Regions from separate parts of the Mus musculus genome. Here region 1 is linked to region 2. Evidence: chromatin loops called from intact Hi-C (ENCODE). Cell type or tissue: gastrocnemius. All regions are shown on one strand. Each heading gives the region's core, and the rest is flanking DNA. Links, peaks and the distances in the headings are about the cores only. Region 1 has its middle 37 kb from the start of Odf1. Region 2 overlaps Ubr5 (ubiquitin protein ligase E3 component n-recognin 5).

Evidence for each region. Peaks named below come from ENCODE experiments on the same cell type or tissue, not always from the same donor. Only the 100,000 strongest peaks of a DNase experiment are listed, where the experiment ranks them.
Region 1: a loop joins it to region 2, with 3 times the contacts of the local background. A loop is called at or near these places in 9 of 42 quality-filtered maps.

What each region holds. Positions count from the first base shown.
Region 1 is chr15:38,254,465-38,258,860 of GRCm38, reverse strand. No RefSeq gene overlaps it. Among named protein-coding and RNA genes, the nearest start is that of Odf1, 37 kb to the right of the region's middle. In gastrocnemius, for the core only: a CTCF peak has its summit at 1,951 (motif pointing left); no DNase peak of the experiment used is centred there.
Region 2 is chr15:38,036,031-38,040,426 of GRCm38, reverse strand. Ubr5 (ubiquitin protein ligase E3 component n-recognin 5) reads left to right here. Exons shown (of 59, transcript NM_001112721.2): 9 at 2,418-2,611. Among named protein-coding and RNA genes, the nearest start is that of Gm22353, 20 kb to the left of the region's middle. In gastrocnemius, for the core only: no CTCF peak of the experiment used is centred there; a DNase peak (open chromatin) is centred at 1,915.

The DNA of each region.
Region 1 (4,396 bases), core at 75-4,074, 220 kb before region 2:
CCTGGCACATAGCTGACAGTGGATCCTTTTCTAGGCATTCCTACAAAACCAGGTAGCCAACTCCCAGAAGCTAGGGACAATCAGATCTCAGGTTCGGAAACAAAATGGCACTAGATTATCAGGAACAAAAACATTTGTGTTTATTTTGTGCAAGAAGTAGTAGAAGGGGTCTGGAGAGCACTGACTGCTCTTCCAGAGGTCCTGAGTTCAATTCCCAGCAACCACATGGTGGCTCACAACCATCTGTAATGGGATCTGATGCTCTCTTCTGGTGTGTCTGAAGACAGCTACAGTGTACTCATATAAGTAAAATGAATAAATTTTAAATTTTTAAAAAAAAGAAGTAGTAAAGGGGATTATCTGATACCCAGGGACATCCAGAAACTTCTTTGGCCCCTTCTCCTCAGAGGGGAGTGAAATGGGGCTGTACTCAATTTAGAGGGCTTTGTCTGTGACTGATAGGGAATGACTGGGTCTGGGGTCTGGCAGTATCTGGGATATGGCTCCTCTGTGCTCTGTGAAGGCTGTGACAAGTTATAGGACAGAGAGGATGGGCTGTGTGGGGACAAAGCTGGTCACAAAGCCTCTTAGAACATCCCTGGGGCTGCTCCAGAATAGAAGGGAAAAGTCAGTTTGGTCTCAGTCTCTTTGTGATTAATTTCCCCTCATTAACAGGACACCAGGGAATGAGTCTAAGACCAAGGCATTTCTTTGAAGAGTCTGCCTAAGCCTTGGATGGGGATCTCAGAGGGAGCCTCCTGCTATGTGGGGGAAGGTGAGAACTCGGGAAGACTGGGGATCACTTGACTCTCAGCTCCCCAAGCCTTGATTTTCCTTTCACTTAGCATGTCAGCTATTAAATGTTGGGGTGTTATTTTCTGAGCCCCAATGTCATGCTGAGACCCTATGATTCATTCTTTTGGTTTCTTTTTAAAATTCTTTATTGTAATTGTGTATATGTATAGGCATGTCTGTATGTATGCATCTGTGTGTGTGTGTACGGGCTTGTGTGTGTGTGTACGGGCTTGTGTGTGTGTGTACGGGCTTGTGTGTGTGTGTGTGTGCACGTGCACATGTGTGTATATGTGTAGTTGCTCATGCATGTGTGACCCTTTGAAGGCCAGAAATCAATGTCAGGTGTCTTATGTTATTCTCCACTCTATTTGTTGGGACAGAGCCTGTCACTGATCCTAGAACTCACTGTCTTGGCTAGACTGGCTGGTCAGCAAGCTCAATGGTTCCTCCTGTCTCTGCTCCCCTCCGCTGGACTGTAAGTGTGCCTTGTGTTTTATGTGGGTGCTGGTGATCAGAATGCAGGTCCCCAACTGAGCCATCTCCACGGCCCGGGTTCTTATTAGCATTTACTAATCACAAAAGTATGGACTTTATTATGAACTCTCTCCCCTCCTCCTCCTCCTCCTCCTCCTCCTCCTCCCTTCGTGCTCTCCACCTTCCAAGTCCTGGGATCATAGGCTGAGATAACATATTTAGCTCACTGCAATATTTTCATGCATGTGCATTGGTCACACTCACACTGGCAGCAATACTTCTGGCTCAGTCTCTCGTGGCCTGGGGACTATAGGTGTGCGCCATCAGGCATCACATTCCACTGAAAAACCATGACTCGCTTGCACCTCAGTTTAGAAATCCAATTGGAGGGACTCATCTCTTTTCCTGCTCTTATTTGTCCCCCCAGCTGTTATTTCTTGCCTACTGCGTTGTAAGGACACACACCTCCACTGAGTTGCAGACCCTAATTGGGACTTTAGGGAAAGGGTCTAGTCCCCTTGACACCTGTGCCCCTGTATGTCAAAGATGTCCTTGTTTTATACTCTTTGGGACTGTGTCAGTAAAAAGGTGCTTACCAAACATTCCACACCTTCCTTAGTACATACCAAGTCACCAGTCATCATCCATTTGTGACACGTGAAAGCTCTGTGTGTGGGGACACCTTGTGGCAGTTCTCTCCCTGGGGAGCTGTCTCTTGAAATGAGGGACTCCTTGTTTTGAAGAGTTTCTTGGTTTTGTCTCCTGTGGATTCAGACTGTTTTGTAGCCTCAGAATCGCGTCCTTAGTGAGCTTGTTTGTCCATCATTAACCTGTTGTTAAGCAGCCCTTTCCTCTAATGACTAAAGCGGTCAGAAAGCGGTACACAGAGCCCTTCTGAGGGGCATTGCCCATCTGTGCAACATTAGTTTTGTTGTTCATCTAACAATGACATTAGTTTGGGCGTTCACTTCACACTTAAATCCAAAACGTTGGCTTCCCCATGTGCAATAAAAGTATGAGAGTCAAGCAAATCCAGTATCTGTATGATTTTCACAACACAAACATACTGACACCCCAAAACAAAGGCACTCGGGCTTCCTTTATTATTTGCTTGTATTTTCAGTCTGTCATACTTAAGACTTCATTTTAGTATCTATTTTGTTTAAAATATATTTTATCTCTACAACACAGTGGAGTGATTATAGTTCAGAGTGCATCTAACTGCCTTGATTTCATAAGTATATATTATATGCACAGTCTGAAATATCACACTCTACTATATACATAATCTGTATTATCGTATAGTAGTAATATATTCTTTGGGGTGGGGGATGTTGAAACAGGGTTTCTCTTTGCAGCTCTGGTTGTCCTGGAATTCTTGCTCTATAGACCAGGCTGACCTTGAACTCAGAGATCTGCCTACTTCTACCTCCCCAGTGCTGGGAGGTGCCTTAGCACCTGTCCCTGCTTAATAAAGAGAATGAAGTTCAACATATGGCTTGATCACAGTTACTTATTCTTGTTAGTGGTAATAAATTGGCTATGGTTTGTGGAATTTAAATAAATTTTAACTTTTCTGAACACTTTAGGAGAAACAAAGAGACAGAGAGAGGAGAGAGAGAAAGAGAGAGAGAGAGAGAGTGAGTTTCAAACAGCCTAGCATAACTTTGATTATCTCCCGAGTGCTGGAATTAGATGTGCATGCCCCCCATGGCTGGCCAAGCACATATACTTTTAGTCAAAAATTTAATGGAAGGCAATTTTTCAAAAAGAAATACATAGTTGAAATGAAGAGAGAATACAGATGCTTTTTTTTTTTTTTTAATTTTAAGACTTTGGGGCCGAAGAATACAGCACCTAAACATGTGACGCTGCCTCAGCTGGGCCAGGTGTCCTGTTGCCTCTGATAAAAGCACACTCGGGTCTTGACTGGCTTCTGGAAAGCTACTCTGCTCCAGGAAACTATGTCATTCCTGGGACCTCAGTTTCTCCTGTGAAAGATGTAAACCACTTCAGAGTCCTGAGGTTCAGTTTTATCAGATTAGGTGTTTCAAAGGAGAAAGCAACCCACAGTCCTACTCAGCTACGACACCCATGAACTAAAAACAATATCCACCATGGCACAATAACCCTTCAGGTACAGCGGGGGAACACACACCTTGATAGGAAACAGGAGCTGTCTAACGGGACTTCAGACCCATTCACCTAGCCAACCCAGGGCTAGTGAAGCCAGGGATCTTGAAGGAGAATCTACAACTGTCACTTTACTGAACTCCTAACTGCATTCTAAATATTTGCCCTCATGTCCACAGACAGGTGTTGTCATCCCTGCTCCTTAAGGACTTTTGTTTGCAACAGACAAAAACCATCAGTTACAAAAGACTACAAGCAATTGAAACAGAGTTGAAGAGCCCAGTTCCAACTGATACATCTACTAGGTAACTCCTGTGCCCAGCACGCAGGGATCATGGTGGAAGAGGGTGTGGGAAGACAGTAACAGACAGGAACAGGGAGAATGTGGTAAGGTTTTGTCTCCTAGAAATGTTAGGAACTACACGCATTGTCTCACCAGCATGACTGCCTAACCATGGCCTGACAGGAATGACTCCAATACCCATGGCGGGTGGAGCCTTAACATTAGATAGAGAGCTACAGTCGGTAGCTAAGGAAAGCTGAGAGCAGGGGGGATGTCTTCCCTTGGAAAGAGCACAATAATTGATTATCCAATACCAAATGGTCAGCCCTGAAAAAGTTGGGTATAGAGGTATAACATTATACAGACTAAGACGGTTGTATTTATGTATTTAGGAATATAATACAATAAAAAGTATCTTATACTAAATGTATATTATTATAGTTATTATTTTTAAGTTATTATATTTATTATTATAATATTTATTACATTTATTATATTATATTTATTATTTTGTAGTTTATTATAATAAATAATCACAGCACATATTATATCATAATATATGATAGTATATTTATTATTTGCATAAACAAGACCATGAATTTGAAAGTGGTAGTACATGAAAAATTTTGGAAGGAGGAAAGATGATGTAATTATAATCTCAAAAGGTTTTTTAAAATTGGAAGTTAAAAACAAAACAAAACAATCAAACAA
Region 2 (4,396 bases), core at 94-4,093:
AGTAGTGCGTAGATAGTGGAGTATGAAAACTTAGGAGAGAGCTGGGCGTGGTGGCACACACCTTTAATTCCTGCACTCTGGAGACAGAGGCAGGCGGATTTCTGAGTTCGAGGACAGCCTGGTCTACAAAGTGAGTTCCAGGACAGCCAGGGCTATACAGAGAAACCCTGTCTTGAAAAACCAAAAAAGAAAAAAAGAAAAAGAAAACTTAGGAGAAAGGGGCCGATCAGTATTAAATGGACAGATCTGTTAGGTTGTTAATATGCTATTTATACAAGTCTGAGATCTTTAAAAGGTATATAGTGCAGATTTTGAGCCACTTAAGCCAACCTCTGATGGGTTTATGTAAGCTTTAGCTTACATTATTATTCCTAGTGAGCTTGCCTGCCTGCCTGCCTGCCTGCCTGCCTGCCTACCTCTCTCTTTCTCTCTCTCTCTCTCTCTCTCTCTCTCTCTCTCTATCTATCTATCTATCTACTTTCCAGAGCTCAAAACTGCTTTATCTAAATAATAGACAAAATAAGCTATAGTTAGCAGTTATTATAAGCTAGAAAAGATGCCGTGTTGTGCTGAGGCTGGACTTGCTTACATATATTTGGTACTTAGAAGTTGATTTTTTAAAATAACATATCTGTGGACCTTTTAACATGTGAACATGTTGCAGCTTAAACTTTTAAAGGTAAATGCATACTTAAAATTGCTTTAAAACTGTCAGTTATTGAATTTTCAAATATTTATTTTCTAACATTAGCAGCTCCTAAATACCTGTTTTTTCTTCTTTTTTTTTTAATATTTATTTATTTACTTTATGTATGTGAGTACACTGTCACTGTCTTCAGACACACCAGAAAGAGGGCATCGGATCCCATTAGAGATGGTTGTGAGCCACCACGTGGTGGCTGGGAATTGAACCCAGGACCTCTGGAAGAGCAGTCAGTGCTCTTAACCGCTGAGCCACCTCTCCAGCCCCCTAAATACCTGTTTCTTAGGTTATTCTGTGTAGATGCTTGTAATTTGAATCATGTGAAATAGCACTTAACTGCTTTGATCTTGGCAATTTGGCAGTTTTTTTGATGTTTTAGTGGTGTTGGGGGATGGAAGCCAAACCTCCCATGTGCTGGACGAGTGCTTTACTTTGAGCTACAGGTCTAGCCTCAGGTCTAGCCTCATGTGCATCGGTGTTGTGTGCTTTAGCTATGGATTATTTCTAATCTGTTCTCTTAATCCTGGAAAGTTTATCTTTACCTTATTAATATTTTACATCTATCTATCTATCTATCTATCTATCTATCTATCTATCTATCTATCTATCTATCTATCTATCGTTTATTTTTTCTGAGACAGGGTTTCTTTGTATAGCCCTGGCTGTCATTGAAATCAGAGATTCAGCTTCTGCCTCCCAGGTGCAGGAGAGAAAGGTGTGCAATACCATGCCTGATTATTTTGACTATTTTAAAAAGTAAACAACTATAAATGTGGCTGTGGCTTTAGATAATTTGAGGTCACTTTTTAGGAAAGTGTAAGAAGACTTCTAGAAAGTTCCCTTCACCCTTAAAAAAAGTCCGTTTCTCAAAACATTTTATACAATTTATTCATAAAATCCATTCTGTAAATTTATTTTTAACAAGGACTGGAGTTATCAAGTTTTTTTGTATATATACTAATATATTTATAGTTCAACCTATTTAAGTTTTTCTGTTTATTTAAAAAACAAACCTTAAGGATTTATAACCAATACTCTTGGTTTGTGCCTTAGTTAGGATTTCTATTGTTGATGTAGAACACTAAGACCAAAAGCAGTTTAAGTTGGAGAGGACTTATTTCAGGGTATACTTCCATATTATAGTATCTGAGAGAAGTCAGGCCAGAACTCAGGCAGGGCAGGAACCTGGAGGGGGGTGTGGGCTGATGCAGAGGGCATGGAGCGTGCTTCTGTTTCCCAGGACTCCTTCAGCCTTCTTTCTTATAGTACCCAGGACCACACCTACCTGGTGTGGCACCACCCACAATGGGCTGGGCCCTTTCATGGCAATCACTGTTCTCTATGGGGTCATTTTCTCTTTCCAGATGACTCTAGCCTGTGCCAAATTGACATAAAAATTAGCCAGCCCAATTTGCTTACATGTATTTAATGTTTTGAAATTCTAATTTATGAACTTTTAAAATTTATAAATCAAAGAATCTTATACTAAGTATTTTTAATGAATATATGAAATATGAAATAGTAATTTTATATGAATAATATAATTCCAGAATCATTAAATCCATTAAAAACTGCCCACCAAATCATTTAGATACTGACTGTGCATTTTGCGTAAAGTGCTGTTAGCTGCGTCCTGCAGGGTGTGGACTAGAGTGGCTTACTTTTATCCCACTGGTGTGACCCGATTGCATACCAGTTCTCCTTCTTCCCTTAGAGAGAGACTCAGAGCTTCTGCGGGAACGGGAGTCTGTTCTACGTTTACGGGAGCGGCGGTGGCTTGATGGAGCCTCATTTGATAATGAAAGGGGCTCTACCAGCAAAGAGGGAGAGTCAAACCCGGATAAGAAGAACACGCCTGTTCAGAGTCCAGTGTCTCTGGGAGAAGACTTACAGTGGTGGCCTGATAAGGTATTTGGGAAAAGTTTATACCTTTCATTAGAGTCCTAACAACCATTCACTCCATTAAATGTTTCTGTTTGATTGAATGAGACTTTTATAGGACTGTTGAAAAGAGGCATCAGTTTTAAAGTGCTTATCTGCCCTTTGTTTTAGAAGCAGACCACTAGAGATCTTCTGGTGCATTCCCAAGCTAGGTACCACATGCACTTGTTGCTTGATGAAATGAATTAGAGGATTGGGGTGGTAGTCTCAGTAACACATGAGAATTGTTACATTCTTTGGTAGGCATTGACTCTGCCAGGTTTGAAATGTCAAATGGACCCTAGTTTCTACAGGGCAAGCTCTAGTCATTGATGCAGGGTGCATGTAGGGACGAGATAAGGGCTATGGATTTCCATTTTATGAAGTACGTTTGATAGACCCTGTGATGCTTAGTAGACAAAGGAGTAGGCCAAATGAGAGTAGGGGAGGGGCAGAAAATAGAGCAAGAGGTAAATTCTAGAAGGCACCACCACCTAGATTGGCGAAGTTGATTTGGATGTTTATAGATCCATCTCTACCATAAGTAGAATCTGTTGATGGTGTGTGCTCCATTGTCCTAAGTGGTGAATTCATTTTCACTGGATTTTTTGAGAAATCCGTGATTTTCATGCTATAAAATAAATGCCCTCCTTCTCTCCCTGTTTCCACAGATGGTTGAGTGGGCTTAATTCTTAAGCATAAATAAACTGGATTTTTGGTACACACCTTTGATTCTGATGTTTGGGAAGCAGGAGACTCAGGCCAGCCTGGGCCACATGAGACCCTGTCTCAAGGAGGGGAAAGGGCATCGGTGCACCTTGGAAGTTAATCACTAGCAGATGAAGAGTATGACCTGAGGTTTTTTTCATTTATTTGAACTCAAAATTGCAAGGATATTAAAACTTCCATATCTTATGTTTTTTATATTTATAAATCTTAATACAGTTAATGTGTCTTTTGCTTCCATAGTCATGTGGTCAAACTTGAATACAAGAGGGGCGAGCAACTTTAACCCTTGTCTTTGGATTGCTTTTATTGGGAGCTACCAGACTTGGCCTGAATTGTATTCTCTCAGTTCTTAACATAGCACTGGAAACATCCCTGCTTCCTTCTCGGGTGGTAATGGGTGATAGAATGTCTAAACCATTCTGTTGTTCTCCTTCTCTCCCTCCCTGCCCTTCTCCCACTCTCCCCTTTCCTTTCTTGTTTTCCTCCTCTCCCTCCCCATTCTCCTCTCCTCCTACCTCTCTCCCCTGCCCCTCCCCCTCTCCCTCCTATCATCCCTCTCTCTAACTGTGGAGTTGGATGCCATTGCTCTGTGTCTTTCGCTGGTTGTACGAGCTCTGTCATGGTGTTTGGTTAAGGATTGTGATTCCTGAGTGAAAGGTTTGAGGGGAACACTTGAGAGGGTTGAAGGAAGTAAGTGGGCAACAGAACAGGATTGGGATCCACTTGGTATTTGGTGGAGAACTGAGTGAGCGTCTAAAGAAGGCCTTGGAGTCCCCAACTCAGGACAGTTGGAAATGTGCTTAAGCTAACACTTCAGAAGAGATGAAAAGCATGGACCCATCTTGTCCCTTCTGTGTCACAGATGCTTGCTGAGTGCTGCTAGACGGACTGTTGCTTTGCTACATAGCAGGTCTATAGTGATCACTAAAACCTTTTCTCATAAAGCTTCAAGGCTAAGACAGGCAGTGGTGGCGCACACCTTTACTCCCAGCTCTCAGGAGGCAGAGGTAGGCAGATCTCTGAGTTTCAGGATAACCAGAGCTA